Regions from separate parts of the Homo sapiens genome. Here region 1 is linked to region 2. A link is a loop called in an ENCODE intact Hi-C map of the cell type or tissue named here. Cell type or tissue: HepG2. All regions are shown on one strand.

Region 1 (8,000 bases), 100 kb before region 2:
TTTTGTCATAAGCACGTATAGTCATAGGCAGGTGGTCCCCGTGGAGTGGGCAAGTGTATTCCTCTGACAATGATGTCACCTGCAAAGCTTTTTATTTGGCAGCCAAGCATAATAACACATAGAGCTCTACTTACACTAAAAAAAAATACCAAATGATAAAAGCAAGAGTCACCAATCCAAAATTATATATTTTCAGGTGCCTCAAATCTACAAACCTTCATACAATGATAAAACAAGAATTTCAAAAATAAAAAGGAGAAAGGGATTGTTTATTTCTTTAATTACTAACATGCCTTAAAAGGTACCCAGCCAGGCACAGTGGCTCACGCCTGTAATCCTAGCACTTTGGGAGGCCGAGGTGGATGGATCACGACGTCAGGAGATTGAGATCATCCTGGCTAACACGGTGAAGCCCCATCTCTACTAAAATACAAAAATTAGCCGGGCGTGGTAGCATGCGCCCGTAGTCTCAGCTACTCAGGAGGCTGAGGCAGTGGAGTCGCTTGAACCCGAGAGGCGGAGGTTGCGGTGAGCTGAGATTGTGCCATTGCACTCCAGCCTGGTGACACAGCAAGACTCCATTTCAAAAAAAAAAAGAAAAACTAAAAAGTGCCCACACCAGGAATAAGTAAAAAATAAAGCCCCGATTAGGCACTGATGATAATATGTGAGTGAATTTATTAAAGAATAGTCATCCATGTAAGGAAGAGAAAGGAAGGGATTGGCTGGGGTGTGAACATGGAACCTGTGAAGTGGAGAGAGGGCACTATGCAGCCACAACAAGGAGATACTGCAAGATCAGTATGATCGGGGGTTCCTAAACCACGGGCCACGGACAAGTACTGTGCTGCACAGCAGTAGGTGAGTGGCAGGCAGGCAAGCAAGCGAAGCTTCATCTGTATTTACAGCTGCTCCCCATTGCTTGCATTACCACCTGAGCTCTGCCTCCTGTCAGATCAGCCACAGCATTAGATTCTCACAGGAGTGAGAACCCTATTGTGAACTGCACATGTGAAGGATCTGGGTTGTGTGCTCATTATGAGAATCTAATGCCTGATGACCTGTCACCAACTCCCATCACCCCCAGATGGGACCGTCTAGTTACAGGAAGAGAAGCTCAGGGCTCTCACTGATTCTACATTATGGCCAATTGTATAATTATTTCATTATGTATTACAATGCATAATAGAAAGTGCACAATAAATGTAATGCACTTGAATCATCCCAAAGCCATCCCCCCACTCCCATCTGTAGAAAACCTGTCTTCCTTGAAACTGGTCCCTGGTGCCAAAAAGGTTGGGGACCACTGAGGCTGATGATATTCCAAAGGACTAATCAGAATCAGAGCAGAGAAATTTGAATGCTACCAGCATTGTCTGTTAAATGTAATGGGGTGTTAGAGATGATTCTCATGCCATCATAGTACAATTTAATATTATTACATAAAAATTATCCCCCTTGCTTGATATCTGCTTCTAATGCTTGCTAATGGTGATTGGAGTGAAAAATTGTCACTATAGTTCATCCTCATTTGTAGAAATTAGTACTAGAGGATGGGGAAGAAAGCATTTCATTTCTTTCTGGTCTTCCCTGTGAAAAGGCAGATAGTCTGATGTCATGTCTAAGTACTTTGTTCACAATGTACATAAATTCCAATGCCGAAGTGACTGACTTGTCAATCAGCTTCCTTAAGATAAATATTTACTAGAAAATTATAGAAAAAGAAATCTCTCTAGGATGTAATTAATTAAAGGAAATATACAGATACAAAGTTGTTTTGCCAATTCATTAAGCTATTACTGGATCACAATTCCACCACATGGGGAAAAAGAGAGATCGCAATTAAGATATTTACATAATCTTATTAAAGTTGTATAAAACCTCTCATGGGAAAATATGCCCACATTTTGAATAATGATGTAATTTAACACACAGTAAAAATGACTGAAAAAAATCACTACTCAAAAGTTGAATGAAATTTATAATTACTATTTGTTATTTTTTGTGTCAAATACATAATGGCACAAGAACACTAACAATAATGTGTTGATAATTCATGGTGGTAGCAGTAAAAACCAGGTTGCATCAAATTAACTTGGTTGACATTCATCCATCATTAATAGGGTGTGCTACATTTGCTTTTTATCTCCAAAACTCATTGTAAATTTCAGTTCTGAGTTCTGTTCATTTTTATGTTATAGGAGTTTTCTATAAGCCTGGAGATTATTTTCACTCGTTCCGAGTAGTAGCTTTGGTGTATTTAGAGGCGATGACCCATAGGGATCATTTATCTCTTTGGAGTCCGCAGAGCTCAGGAAGCACACCTCAGGTTTCTGCAGTGGCAATTTAGGCCAGATGTAAATAAAATGTGTGGTCTGAGAGAAGAGGATGTCTACTGAATCTCCCCAGAAGAGCTTTAGAGACAATCTTCCATCTCAAGGATATTTTAAGTAAAACCAGCTTCGAAGCCAAAGGGGTAAAAAAGAAAGTTTAATTAGCTTACCTAAGTACACTGTGATTTTTGCAAACATCTTGTAAAATGACACTTAAAATGAGACAGGTTATGCTGAAAGCAAAAGGGAAATACCTGCCACTGTAAGATAGCTGCCTGTACATAACCTGTGCATTAATCAGGCTTTCAAGTTTATAACTCAGTACAGTAGGTTTGGTTGGCAAACAAATACCTTTTATGATAAACTGCCTCTTTATCCACATAGTATTTTTTTGTCTGCTTTGCCATTTTACTTTCCCACTAACCCTTTTTGTGTTGAGTCCCTGGTGGAATTGCATAAAATAGTAAGAGTGCACCATTCAGTTCCAACCCTGGCTCTCTTGATTCACTGCACCTTTTTTTTTTTTTTTTTTTTTTTTGGCAAGCCTTCTTAATGGATTCCAGACATTGAGATCTTTCTTTTTAAATGACTCCTTCTCATAGGTAGGACATATAAAGTACTTCGTTTTCTGAGTTTTTATTTTTTTGCTTACGCCTCAGGAAATTTCATAAAGCACTCCTTGTAATTGTTCTTACATGTATTGTCGTATCTTTCAAAAAAACAGTCGTTTCTCTGTAATAGAAGGGCACTTCACCAAATTCTAATTTCTCGGTACTCCATTTTTCTTGCAGGCCTTTTGTTAAAAGGTTTCTTCTTTCGACAAGCAGAAGTCACTCCCTTTGTTGGAAATTGCACTTGAGGGTTACTTTTTAACAGGCACAAACACCCAGAAATCCGAGTCAGTTAAGGATTATTATCACAAGAAACACCTAAAACATGACTGTTTTATCCAGATTTCTGTGAAGCAGGAGACATTTGTCATCAGTCTCTCCCTCCACCTACCCTGTTCTAACTCATTACACTGTGTTGGCTTTTGGGGAGTCAGATAACAAGAAAAACTTATATTTTTGCCCATTGGCTTATTAGCACAATTGTCAAAGCAGATATCTGATGCTATGTATTTCTAAGGCCAGCTTTGCTTATGAGCAACTTAATATAGCTGCTAATTTTGTTTGGACTCAATTCTGGGAGGACGGCGGCTGAGTTGCTTGTAGTTTCCCTCCACTTCCGATTCGAATTCTACCCCACCGACGCTTCTGAAATGAGTTGTTGGTCCAGGCGGACAGGCAGGGGGATCCTGGAGGGAACCAGTGAGGAGGCTCTTGTGGGGCTTCCTACCTTCTGGGTTGGAAGGAAGTCCGGGGGCCAGCCTAGAAGAATCTCAGGGGGGGATTTGAATTGTTTGGATCTTGTGGATTGCTTGCCTTACAGAGGTCCCTGGGCCCCATGGGGAAAGATAAGCATTAGAAAGTATTAATGTGCCCATTTTCTCTGTTTCTCAAGGTGCTAAGATGACCTGAAATTTGGGCCATGCCCTCTCTGTCCCAAAGCTGAGTGAGGAGAGGTTTCTTCTTAGGGCTGTGGCCTGCAGCTCTGCTCCTGGTCCACCCAGATCACCACACTGTCTACTTGCCCTGGGTGTGAGCCACCTAAGGTGATCAGTGGCTGGGCACCGGCAAGCAGATTAAAAAGTAAACTAACAAACCAACTCCAGACTTAAAACCATTCAACATCAATAAAAGGAGAAAAAAACTAAACCAAAATGATTTTCTATCAAAATAAAGCTATTCAAGGAGACAGACAACAACATGAATGAGGCTTAGTAAGAGTACTTTAAGGAGATTCTCATAAAGCAAAAAAAAGACCTTGAGGATCTAAAAAATATGATTTTTTTTCCCAAACAAAAAATATAACAGGAAAGAATGATCTTTTTTGCTACTTGAATTTGCATCTGGAAGATCAAGTGAATGAAGTATTTGACCCACAGAGATGTAAGTCCTAAATAATAGAAATCAGGATGGAAATAAAATGAATTTAGAGAATATATAGAGGAGACCTAATGTGAAAAATTGGCATTCTAAGAGAATAAAAAGGAAGAAGGTGAAACAGCAGTAGTGTGCAGATTGTATGAAAAATTCCAAGCTAAATAAAAACTTTGTGTCTGCAGATTGAAAGGGCTTATCATGTTCTATGCAGAATACTGAGATAAGATACACACTTAGGGACAATCTGATGAAAATTCAAAAATCACAGGGTATCTTACAAATTTTGAAAAAGAAGTAATACAGCCAGAAGATGCTGGAATAATATCCATAGTGTACTAAGGGAATAGGGCTGCAAAAAATGTCACCCTTAAAATAAACACATAAATATAACCTAATCCATCAGGGTAATTTTCTGTTCCAGTTACAACCATCATATTGTCTAATTTGTTTTCTTCATAGTATTATCAGTCTTTAAAATTCTCATTTAGTTTTTGTTTCTATGTTTATTGTCTCTCTCCCTTTCCCTGCTAACATGTAAAATACTCAAACATCCGGGCATTTGTTTTCTGTTTCTTTAGCTCATAAAAGGATAAATATTAACTGACCATGTGTCCATTTTGAGTTTTAGCGGTCATTGGTTTTTGTACAATAATTTTGAAATAGGTGAAATGTTTTCAGTTTGTAAGTGTGAGGCTTTTAAAATATATCTCATATCAGATTATTACCAGAGAAGTAAATCTTGTCTGGTGGGGTGGGGCTGAAAAGGGAAGATTTTTTAAAGGCCTATGGAAATTTTATTCAACATTTTAACCTTGTAGAAGAAATGTGAAAAGCACTCTCCCAATTATGCTCCTATGAGAGTTTTTCTTTTTAATTTTTATTTTCTTTTTAATTTCTCATTAAAGTAAAAAGAAAAAAAAAACTCCAAATCAAGAATGCGGTCTTTTTCATGTATATATGTTTAAATCTACATATATTCAAATGAATGATTGCCAAGGTGGACTAAATGATTTCTTTGGTTCCATACACATTGATGAACTGCCTCCTATATAATGACGTTATGCTGGATGTTGGCAGTCATCTTTATGTTTGAGGAGCTCACAGTATCGTATGTAAGCAGCAGAGTGATGCTCCCTCAGTGCTATCTTTGGGTAATGAAGAAGAGCAAGGTGGGTCAGAACATGGCTCAATACCAGATCCCTCACAACAGGAAAGTGATATAATCGCTCTGATTTTCCATTTTCTTTTTATAGAGGATGATATTCAAAATACTAAACATTGTATCAGGATTTTTATTATTACGTAGAAAACATGAATGAAAATAGAGCCCCTCAAAATTCTTTAAAAACTTAGATATAACTGGCCAGGTGCGGTGGTTCATGCCTATAATCTCAGCAACGTTGGGAGGCCAAAGTGGGTGGATCACTTGAGGCCAGGAGTTCAAGACCAGCCTGGCCAACATGGCAAAACTCCATCTCTACTAAAAATACAAAAAATTTAGCCAGGCGTCAATCCCAGCTACTCGGGAGGCTGAGGCAGGAGAATTACTTGAGCCTGGGAGGCAAAAGCTGCAGGGAGCTGAGATCGTGCCACATCACTCCAGCCTGGGTGACAGAGTGAGAGTCTGTTAAAAAAAAAATATATATATATATATATTAGAGCTCAGATGCCCAGGGTTAGTTAAAGTCTAGCTCTCAAGCAAAGATGATTTAAAAAATAAATAAATAAAAGCCACTACAGAGACTGAAAGCAGAGTAAAGGAAAGAGTATCTCAACCAGAGAGTGGTTTATAAACAAAAGAAGCTCATAATTTGGAATACAGTAGGCCAGAGGTCCAGTAATGCCAACAACTGTGTAACTTCAGGTGAATAGTTAAAATTCTGAACTTAACTGTTCCATTTGTGTGACTTGGATAATATACTCCAGTGTCTACTGTAAAGTTTTATCAGTAGCATGCAAATCTTTTAGAACACTGGCTAGCACATAATATACACTCATATATACTTAATATCCATTGCATTGTTTTTACTTTTAATTTAACTTAACTTCCTGGGAACGTAGATTCAAGTTGCCCTGAATATACACTCCCATATTATTATATTTTCAAAAGAAAGACTAAAGTGCACATTTTGTCTTTCCCTACCTATATACAGTGCAGGGGAGAATAGTTGTATTAGTCCGTTCTCACACTGCTATAAAGAGCTTCCTGAGACTGGGTAATTTATAAAGGAAAGAGGTGTAATCAACACAGTTCCACATGGCTGGGAGGCCTCAGGAAACTTATAATCGGAAAGCAACTTATAGGCAGAAAGCAAATTATAGGCAGAAAGCAAAGGGGAAGGAGAAGCAAAAACCTTCTTCACATGGCAGCAGGAGAGAGAAGAAGGATGAACTTCCAAACACTTATAAAACTATCACATCTCATGAGAACTCACTCACTATCACAATAACAGCATGGGGGAAACTGCCTCCACGATCCAATCACCTCCCACAGGGTCCCTCCCTTGACACGTGGGGATTATGGGGATTACAATTCAAGATGAGATTTGGATGGGGACACAGAGCCAAACCATATCAATAGTTGTGCTATTTTTTTTTATCACACTGGGTGGATGGATGCATTGTATTTTGATGACATCTGAGCCTTCAAAGCCTATGATAAATTTCTCTTGTTTAGATTTCATGCTTGCTAAGCAAGGAGTATGTATAATATATTCCTAAGTTAAAATTATAATTAATATCCCAGCATTAAAACCAATCTCCGTTCCACAAGAGTCTCATACTAACTAAATTCTTATTAATAGGAGGAAGAGATTATCTGTCTTTAGAGGGCACAGATATTTCTGTCCCAGTGACAAGTTGTCATTGAAACAAGAAGAAAAGACATAGGGGTATAAAGGGTTTTATTGCTGTACATGAGTAATTAGGGAAAGACCCTAATAACTTCGAGGTATGGCCTCCACTGCATGATAGTATCATCCTCCTGTTATGTTTGGGTGGGGCCATAAAATATCAGAAAGCTTTCAGCCATAACAAATTGTCGGGTTGGGCATCTGATAACAGAAGTCCAGAGGCTCAATTTTCTCTCTAGTTTCTGTTACTTTCAGGGCATAAGTCTTGAAACCTGTACTGAACTTGTTTTCAAATCCAGGATGTACCTCTTGATATTGACTACAAGCCCTATTGTAAATACATTGCAATAATCTATATTTAAATTAAAAGTATCATGACACCCTCATCACTTCTTAACCTGACCCATTCTTATGCTTTGTTTCTAGGGAGCTTACCATATCACTTTTAATAATCCATGCTTAAAAACTTGACTTCATTAACATTGGAAATCTTACCAATAGTAGTGGAAAGAATAATGGATTTTTATCTTTTTAGTAAAGATAAAATTAAAAAGGAATTTAGTAACTTTATTGCTATTGCATTAGCTCAGAATCCTCAATTTCTGCATCATCGCCTATTTTCACTTTTCACTACTAATATTTCGGTGTTTCTTTGAATTTCTAGAACACAGTGATGTGGACCAGGATACTGCACTGGCAGGTGCGCAGGGCTTCACAGGCTGCCTCTCTGCAGTGCAGCTCAGCCACGTGGCCCCTCTGAAGGCAGCTCTGCACCCCAGCCACCCAGACCCTGTCACTGTTACAGGACACGTGACTGAGTCCAGCTGTAT
Region 2 (8,000 bases):
GCTTCTCCTCATGAGGATCTCAGGTTTTTATAGGCCCAGGATGGGGGTGTGGCAGGCCAGGTTGGTCTTGGGAAATGCAACATTTGGGCAGGAAATGCCTGTCCTCACCTAGGTCCCTGGGGGTGGAGCCCTAGTTAAGGACCCACCCTTCTCTACCCAGCACTTCCCTTCCCCACCTTCCATATCATTTAAAGGGACCATGCTCTTTCCTTCCCGGCACTCCTGTATCACTAAGTTAATTCAAAAATGATCCGAGAATGTTTTACTTTTATGCCAATTATCTTAAAACTTTACTTCGTATTTCCACCAGCCAATTTCTTGAGTCCGTGTGTGTGTGTGTGTGTGTGTGTGTGTGTGTGTGTGTATGTACATTAAACAGAAAATCTGGTCTCATCTGTAAAGCTTGACCCAATGACACTTTTGAAATAGATAATATTTGACAGATCTTTTCTTCAAAATACAACCTCACTTGATTGCACTCTATCTTGGGTTTTAGCTTTTCTTTAGTCAGTCTCTTCCTTCAACTAGGAAACTCCATATTGATTTTTTTTCACCTCAAATGGATTCATTGGTTTCATTAAGAAGTTCTAAATTTCACCATGTATATAACTGAAATGGATGTCTCTTCAAGACAAATGGATGTGTATTTTGCTGATTCTTTCAGTTGATTAAATGACTTTATGTTTATTACATTATTATATACAAATGATCATTGTAAAAGGAAGCACAAAGTATAAAAATTTAGTCTTTTCTTATATTTACCCTGACCCCACTAGTCAGATGTAATAGTAACAACTTGATTTGAGTCCTTCCAGATATATAGTGCTAGAAGATAGATAAATAGAATAAATGAAAAGTCATATGAGATAATTTATTAACTTGTTTTATTCCTAACTGTCTCCCACCATGGAATTTTAATACCACATATATCTATTTATCTGTGTGTGTATTGATGCATATCTATTGTTTTATACATAAAAATAATAAGGTTCTTTTTCTCCAAGAACCATTTTTTCTTCCTTGGGTGAGATATTGCCCCTACAGAGAACCTGCGATTTAGATTATTGTGTTATTAAAGCTCTAATTTATACAATAAGACATGTAAGTGTTTCACAATTCTGAATACGACTTAATATGAAAGAGATTTATGAAAAGGAATCCCAAATAGAAGTTTTTAATAGCTATAATATCAAATAATAAAAACGACCACCTTTGATGTTGATTAATTTTGATATCATGGCTATTTGCTTAAATTAGCCAGTTCTTACCTAACATATTCTATTTCATAGAATAGTTATGATGTGAACATTATAAGATCCTTGTATGATTTAACTAAATAATCCAGGTGGCTTTTGAGAGGGAGAACACTTTTTTAAAAATAACTTTTGACTTTTCTCTTTTGTCAGCGTGCAGAAAAGTGTGACACTAAAAGAACCAACCTGATACTACTATCCTTAGAAAAGCCTGCATACAAGGTTGGCTGTCATCTGGGAATGTAGGTGATCAAGAGTTCTCTCCACTGACATAAACTTTGTTTAAATAATAAGGATGACTCATTGTGACTAGACTATGCAAATAATGGGATGTGTGTTAAACATCTCCTTTCCTTCTGGGAGTCTGGAATTTTGGTGTATGCTAAACAGTGGGTGCCTGCAAGACCAGCCTCAAATAAAAACCCTGGGCACTGAGTCTCTAAAAAGACTCCCAGTAGGCAATATTTCACACGTGTTCTCACAACTTACTGCTGGAGGAATTATGCACGCCTTGCATGACTCTATTGGAAAAGGACTCTAGGAATCTTGCACCTGATTCTTACCGACTTCTCCCCATAATCTTTTTTTTCCTTGTATCCTTTCCATGTAATAAACCTTGGCCATGAGTCTTGCGAGTTCTTCTAATAATCATTAAACTGGGCGCTGGTCTTGAAGACCCTTGACACAGTTAGTCTATTTGGGATTCCTACTAGAGTATCGATATGAGTTGAACTGTGTTTCCCCAAGAAGATGTGTTTAAGTCCTAGCCCCCAGTAACTGTGACTGTGACCTTATTTGGAAATTGGGTCTTTCCAGATGTGATCAAGTTAAGATAGGGTCATACTGAATTAAAGTGATTCTTAATCTAATGTGACTGGAATCCTTATGAGAACAGAGAGAGAGACAGACACAGAGGGAAGAAGTCCACATGAAGATGGAAGCAAAAGTTGGAGATATACTGCCATAAATCAAGAAGCACCTGGGGCAGGTAGAAGCTGGAAGAGGAAAGAAAGAATCCCCTGAGCCCTAGAGGCTGTAGAGGGAGCGTGACCCTTTGAAAACCTTGATTTGGGACTTCTAGTCTCCAGAATAGTGACAGAATAAATTATATTCTGTATATTTTATGTAATTATATTCTGTATGTTTTATATAATTATATAATAATTACATATATATATGTTCTACAATATAATTATATGATAAGGGATTACATTCAGCCTGTTTAATATATATAATATATAATTATATGTATCATTATATAATATAAATAATCTAGGTGGCTTTTTAATATATATAATTATATGTTATGTATTTATATATCATTATATGTTAGATAATTATAATTATATGTTAGATAATTATATATAATTATATGTTATATATATGAAACAGGCTGAATGTAATCCCTTATATATAATATATAATATGTGTTATATAATATATATTAATATAATATATTGCATTACTTAATATATAATATATAACATAATCATATAACAATTATATATAGTTATATAATTATATAATTATGTTATATAATATAATTATATAATTATATATAATATATAATATAATTATATAATTATATATAATATATAATATAATTATATATTATAATGTTATATAACATAATATATAAGATAATTATATTTTATTATATATTATATAATGTATAATTATATATAATATAATATGTTAGATATTACAATATATTAATATTATATATTATATAATACATATTATATATAATTATATAATTATATTGTAGAAAGTCACCCACTTTGTGATACCCTGTAACACCACTCCTTGGGAACTAGTACAACTGTCAATTTAGATTTTTTTTATTAGGGAAGAAAATTACCCATTATATTTAGTTTTTTAAATATGTTCATCATATACAAAATTTTATTTTTGTTCATTTTTGTAACTATAATAAACACTTAAAAACAGAAGTTTTGTCCGATTGTTCACTATGTATCTTAAGTGACAAGAACAGTGCCTGGACTAGTAGGCATTTTGTAAATATATTTAATAAATACATAAATATATTAAATAAATAAATACATTGAATACAGAAATACATTCAAAAGAATAAATGAATGTATATAGAGAGGAGATTTGTTACCAATATGTGAGTTAAAATCAGAGTGATATGTCAATAATTTGTTTTAATTTTCTATTATTATTTAATTTTCTATTATGGTTTAACATTGAAAATATATTATTACTTTCCTTTGTCTTCCCTTTTGATGATTCTGTCAATATTATTCCACAGTGTTTTCCTTTGTGAAGAAAATACAGCTGTTCTGGTTTGCATTCAATTAACATTAACCTGGTTTTCATGATAGGATATTTGTCAAATTTCTCTTTTTCCACTTGTGCTTTTGAAATCTTGTTTCATCTCCTTATTTTTTAAACTAGTTTTGTAAAGTTTCCTAATTATAAATCTCTCTGTCTCTGTCTCTCTGTCTGTCTCGTGTGTGTGTGTGTGTGTGTGTGTGTGTGTGTGTGTGTGTGTGTGTGCGCGTGTGTGATAAATCTGTTCTGGCTGCACATTCACCTTCTACAATTCAGGCCAGCCAAAGCCCATAAATTATAGGGTAACTTGTAATAAGCAATCTAGAAGCATACTGTTCAGGAGAAATATAATGTGTACCACATATATTAATTTTAAATTTTCTAGAAGGATACTAAAAAAGGAAAAAGTAGATACAATTTAATTAATCAATTTTAATAGTACAATTTAAACATATCGAAATAGTATTAAACATATCCAAATAGTATTAATTTAGCATGTCATCAATAGAATATTATTAACAAGGCATTTTACACTTTTTTGGTACTGTCTTTGAAATCCCATATGCATTTTGTGCATATGACAGTTCTCATTTGGACTTGCCACACTTCAAATGCTCAATAGTCATATGTAGCTTGCAGCTACCTTATTGGGCTGCACACTTCTAGTGACATCTTGTCATTAGCACCAGTGTATGTTAAATATATCTGATTTCATTATTATTAAAACGTCCCCTGAGTAAAGGCAGATGCTGTTTCCCAGAGTTGCTGGCAAGCTTGATGTTTGATGAGTCTAGTAATGCATAGGATCTGTTCTCAGGTTGCTTCATCAGCCATAGCCCGTCTCCTGAAAGATGGCTCCCTCTAGTGTCTCTACTTGAGTTAGTGAGTCGATTTCAGGATGATGTAAATGCCCTTTCAGCCTTTTATCTTCTCCCACTAAGGATTTACCATATGTAGGACAGGTAACCACTGAATTTCTGAAACAGCCTCATGAAATCCAGTCAGTACATTTAGCAGCTATTTTGTATGGCCAGGGGAGAATTTAAAGGCTTAGACAATTCAGCAGCTACAGCAGGGAGATCTTTGGGCTGTGGATCAGGATGGGCTGGAAAAGATAGGGAGGGTTACTATTGGGTGCAAATGCAAGGGATAGATCTATTCATAAATGCTGTGAACTTTGGAACCCCCAGCTAAAGTGTACACTTGAGCACCATTTCCATTTAACAGTGTGCTCCATTGGGGTGTTTCCTCAATTTGAATGTTTCACAGACATCACCTAAGTCATGATGGGTGTTTCTGGTTTCAGGATTGCCAGGTCTCTTGATGTAGGAGCAATTCCTGCCAATGCCCAACAACAAGCTCACAATTATGTTTCTAAAGGGCTGAATTGAGCAGCTGCATCAGACCACTTTCAAGTCCAAAATCTCTGCCGTCTCCACTGAGCAGCAATATTGATTTCTGCCAAAAGCTCTAGTCTGTGTGTGTTCCAGTTGTTGACACTTCTACAATCATTTGTGCATTCGGGTCATAAGGCTCAAGAGACACTGCCTGATTGACAGCCCTTTATAAATCTTTTATTTGCTTGTTTCTGTCAGGCCACAATTCAATCTCAGATTTCTTTCTAGTGACTTTGTGGAAAGGACTAACAATATCCCAGAGTGGAAGATGTGATTATGCCATAACTCAAACAGATTCTCCAGTCTCTGGGCTGTTTAGTAACAAGGTCAAGATCAGATTCTAAATTATTTCTTATGATAGGAGGAAAGCCTCTTGTGATCTGGCTCATGTTCTTTTCTAAATTTTCAGGGACTGGGGCAGGTCTTGAATTGTACTGGGGTTTATCTGCCGTGCTTTATTGACAGCTGGGTGACACAGTCTCTAAAGTATACTTTGCTTTTTCCTCTGAGGAGGCAATTAAGATATCATTGATGTTATCAACTTACTCCTGGTTATCAAGATCAAGTGCAGCTACGCTGGATTGTGATAGTATACTGGTTAGCTTAAATGTCTTTTTGTTAATATGTGGAGGCAGTGTTCTTGATTGACTTCTGAAATAGGTGTACAAAAGAAAGCATGAGCTAAGATCTATACTGAATGCTCTCCTTTGATCCATTGCCTGTTGGTGCAATTGTATTGGTTTTGCTTTTTGTTTTTCTGAATTATATCTATAGCACATCCAACGCTATGGTGGATCTACCTAGATGAACTCCCAGTGGTCCACTATCAGTATGTGTAGATAACCTGCTTTGCGTTTTTGGTGTGTAAGGGCTATTAAAAGAGAATTATTGGGTTTACTGATTTTTTAAAGATTGAGTAGTATTCCATTGTGTATACATACTACATATTCTTTATTCATCTGTTGATGGATACTTGGGTTGATTCCGTGTCTTGGCTATGGTGAATTATACTGTAATTAACATGGGAGTGCAGCTATCTCTTTGCCGTATTGACTTTACTTCCTTTGGATATATACCAAAAAGTTGGATTGCTGAAACTACCATATGCTACTTCTAATTAGAGTTTTTTGAGGAACCTCTACATTGTTTTCTATGGTGGCTATACTAACTTACATTCAAACATACATTAAAATTCCACATTGTATACCATAAATATAAATAATTTTCATTTATCAATTAAGGAAAATAATTAATGGAGATCAATATCACTATTTCAATCATTAATGCTAATTAAAGCATTAATGTTCTCTTTTACTTCTGGAACTCTGTATTATTTAGTATTTTCTACAGAGGAGGTCTTAGGCAATTGCAAAGATTGTAATTTATCATTTCAGGTGACACCAGGTGGAGGGTGACTATGGAACATGGAACACACGCAGTGTAATAATGTAGGAGCAGAGTCCTCCATTCTCCTGTGACACCCATTCCCATTATACACTTAGGTAAGGGAGATGAAATGAGAGAATACTTTCTCCAGTCGTATTTTCCAAATTAGAGTTTAACTGGTACGTTGTTATTGTCTACCACAGCATTTCCGCGTTCTCCAAGTTTCACCTTTAGACCTCTTAGACTGTCCTCCTAGCCCCTATGTGGATTTCCATAGACTGATTGCGAAGAGTTAATAATTCCACATATTTTAGTTATTGCCCTCAGGCCATTCCATCCACATCACTTTCTAGTTCTTTGGATTCCCTCACTGAGGGGTGGGTGGGCAGATCCCAAATCCTTACTTAATTTACATAAAAAGGAAATATGGCTTTAACTGAGGGATTACATTCAGCCTGTTTAAGTATTTCCATTCCAAATCATAATCCTTATGATTGGATTTGTACTTATCCATGCTAAGTTATATGTGGAAACTTCGAGGGGGCTTCTTAAGGTATGCATGTCATAGCCAACAATGAAGTTGGATTTTTACCTCTCATGCTTCAAGATTATACCGCCAAAACCCTACCAATAATCCTCTCAATTCCCCCTTTTTCATCCTGTTTTTCAGCAGCAGTGGAACAATTCCAGCAGAGTAGGTCAAGCATCACTGCTTTCCTTCTTCTTTATAATTTCCCTCTTTAGTCTCACCTTTCTTTCGGGAAGCATGAACATTTCTGCTACCAATTAATCCCATACATAATAACTGAGGTTACTGTCTCTTGAGTACTTCTTGACCACTAACTAAAACTATGAAACATGACAAGCACAAATTTAGGGATCCCCATAAATCACAGCATCTATCATGGTTTGGGTCAGTGGTATCAAATAGGTATCCATTGTCTTGATTGTATTTATGATTTCAGGGATGTATACATATGCCAAAACTTAAAGTATATGCAATTTGTTATATGTCAATTATATCTCAATTAAAGCTGTCAAAAACTGTAGCTGTATGACCCCAATTGCCATTTAACCAATCTAAAGTTGCCTCCACCTTTATCATTTCTACTGTTTCAGAACCTCCAAGCTTGTGCATAATTATCAATGGATAAGAGACAGAAGAAGCAATATACACAGCATCTGGGAGGCTCCTAATCCACAGATAAGGCTTCCTAAGCTTCCTTTCCTATGCTAGACATATTTTGGTGATGGAGTATGACAAGCACACGGGACACATTAGCCATGGAGGCTGCTGAGTTCTGGAGTTCCACTAGACACATGGTCTTGCTGTGGTTATATGTATAACTTGCATGCTTCAGCTCAGCTTCCCATGATTTTCAGGATAATTTAATATGAGCAGTCTAAATAGACCAGGACGTAATGCTGAAATGATTTCTAGATCAGTAGTCAGCGCGTAGCCAACCCTTTCAGGACCCTCATTTGTCTTCTATGTTAGTGTATTCCATCAGTCGATATTTGCAAAGAATTCTGTTCAGAGTCAAAACTTCTTCAGAGATCCCTAAGGAGGGAGGAATAAATTACAGGCCCATGGTTACTCTTTCATATAATATCTAAAAGGCCATTATGTGAAAAGATTGTCTCTGAAATCTAATTCTTGCCTCAG

What was found. Hi-C counts contacts between places; a loop is a spot of excess contacts. Peaks named below come from ENCODE experiments on the same cell type or tissue, not always from the same donor. Only the 100,000 strongest peaks of a DNase experiment are listed, where the experiment ranks them.
Region 1: a loop joins it to region 2, with 11 times the contacts of the local background. A loop is called at or near these places in 2 of 110 quality-filtered maps.

The regions. Positions count from the first base shown.
Region 1 is chr16:76,545,449-76,553,448 of GRCh38, forward strand. It overlaps CNTNAP4 (contactin associated protein family member 4), which reads left to right. Exons shown (of 24, transcript NM_033401.5): 22 at 7,835-8,000. Among named protein-coding and RNA genes, the nearest start is that of LINC02125, 86 kb to the right of the region's middle. In HepG2, no CTCF peak of the experiment used is centred here; no DNase peak of the experiment used is centred here.
Region 2 is chr16:76,649,215-76,657,214 of GRCh38, forward strand. LINC02125 (long intergenic non-protein coding RNA 2125) reads left to right here. Exons shown (of 4, transcript NR_110934.1): 3 at 6,343-6,450; 4 at 7,454-8,000. Among named protein-coding and RNA genes, the nearest start is that of LINC02125, 18 kb to the left of the region's middle. In HepG2, a CTCF peak has its summit at 4,412 (motif pointing left); DNase peaks (open chromatin) are centred at 1,557 and 4,397.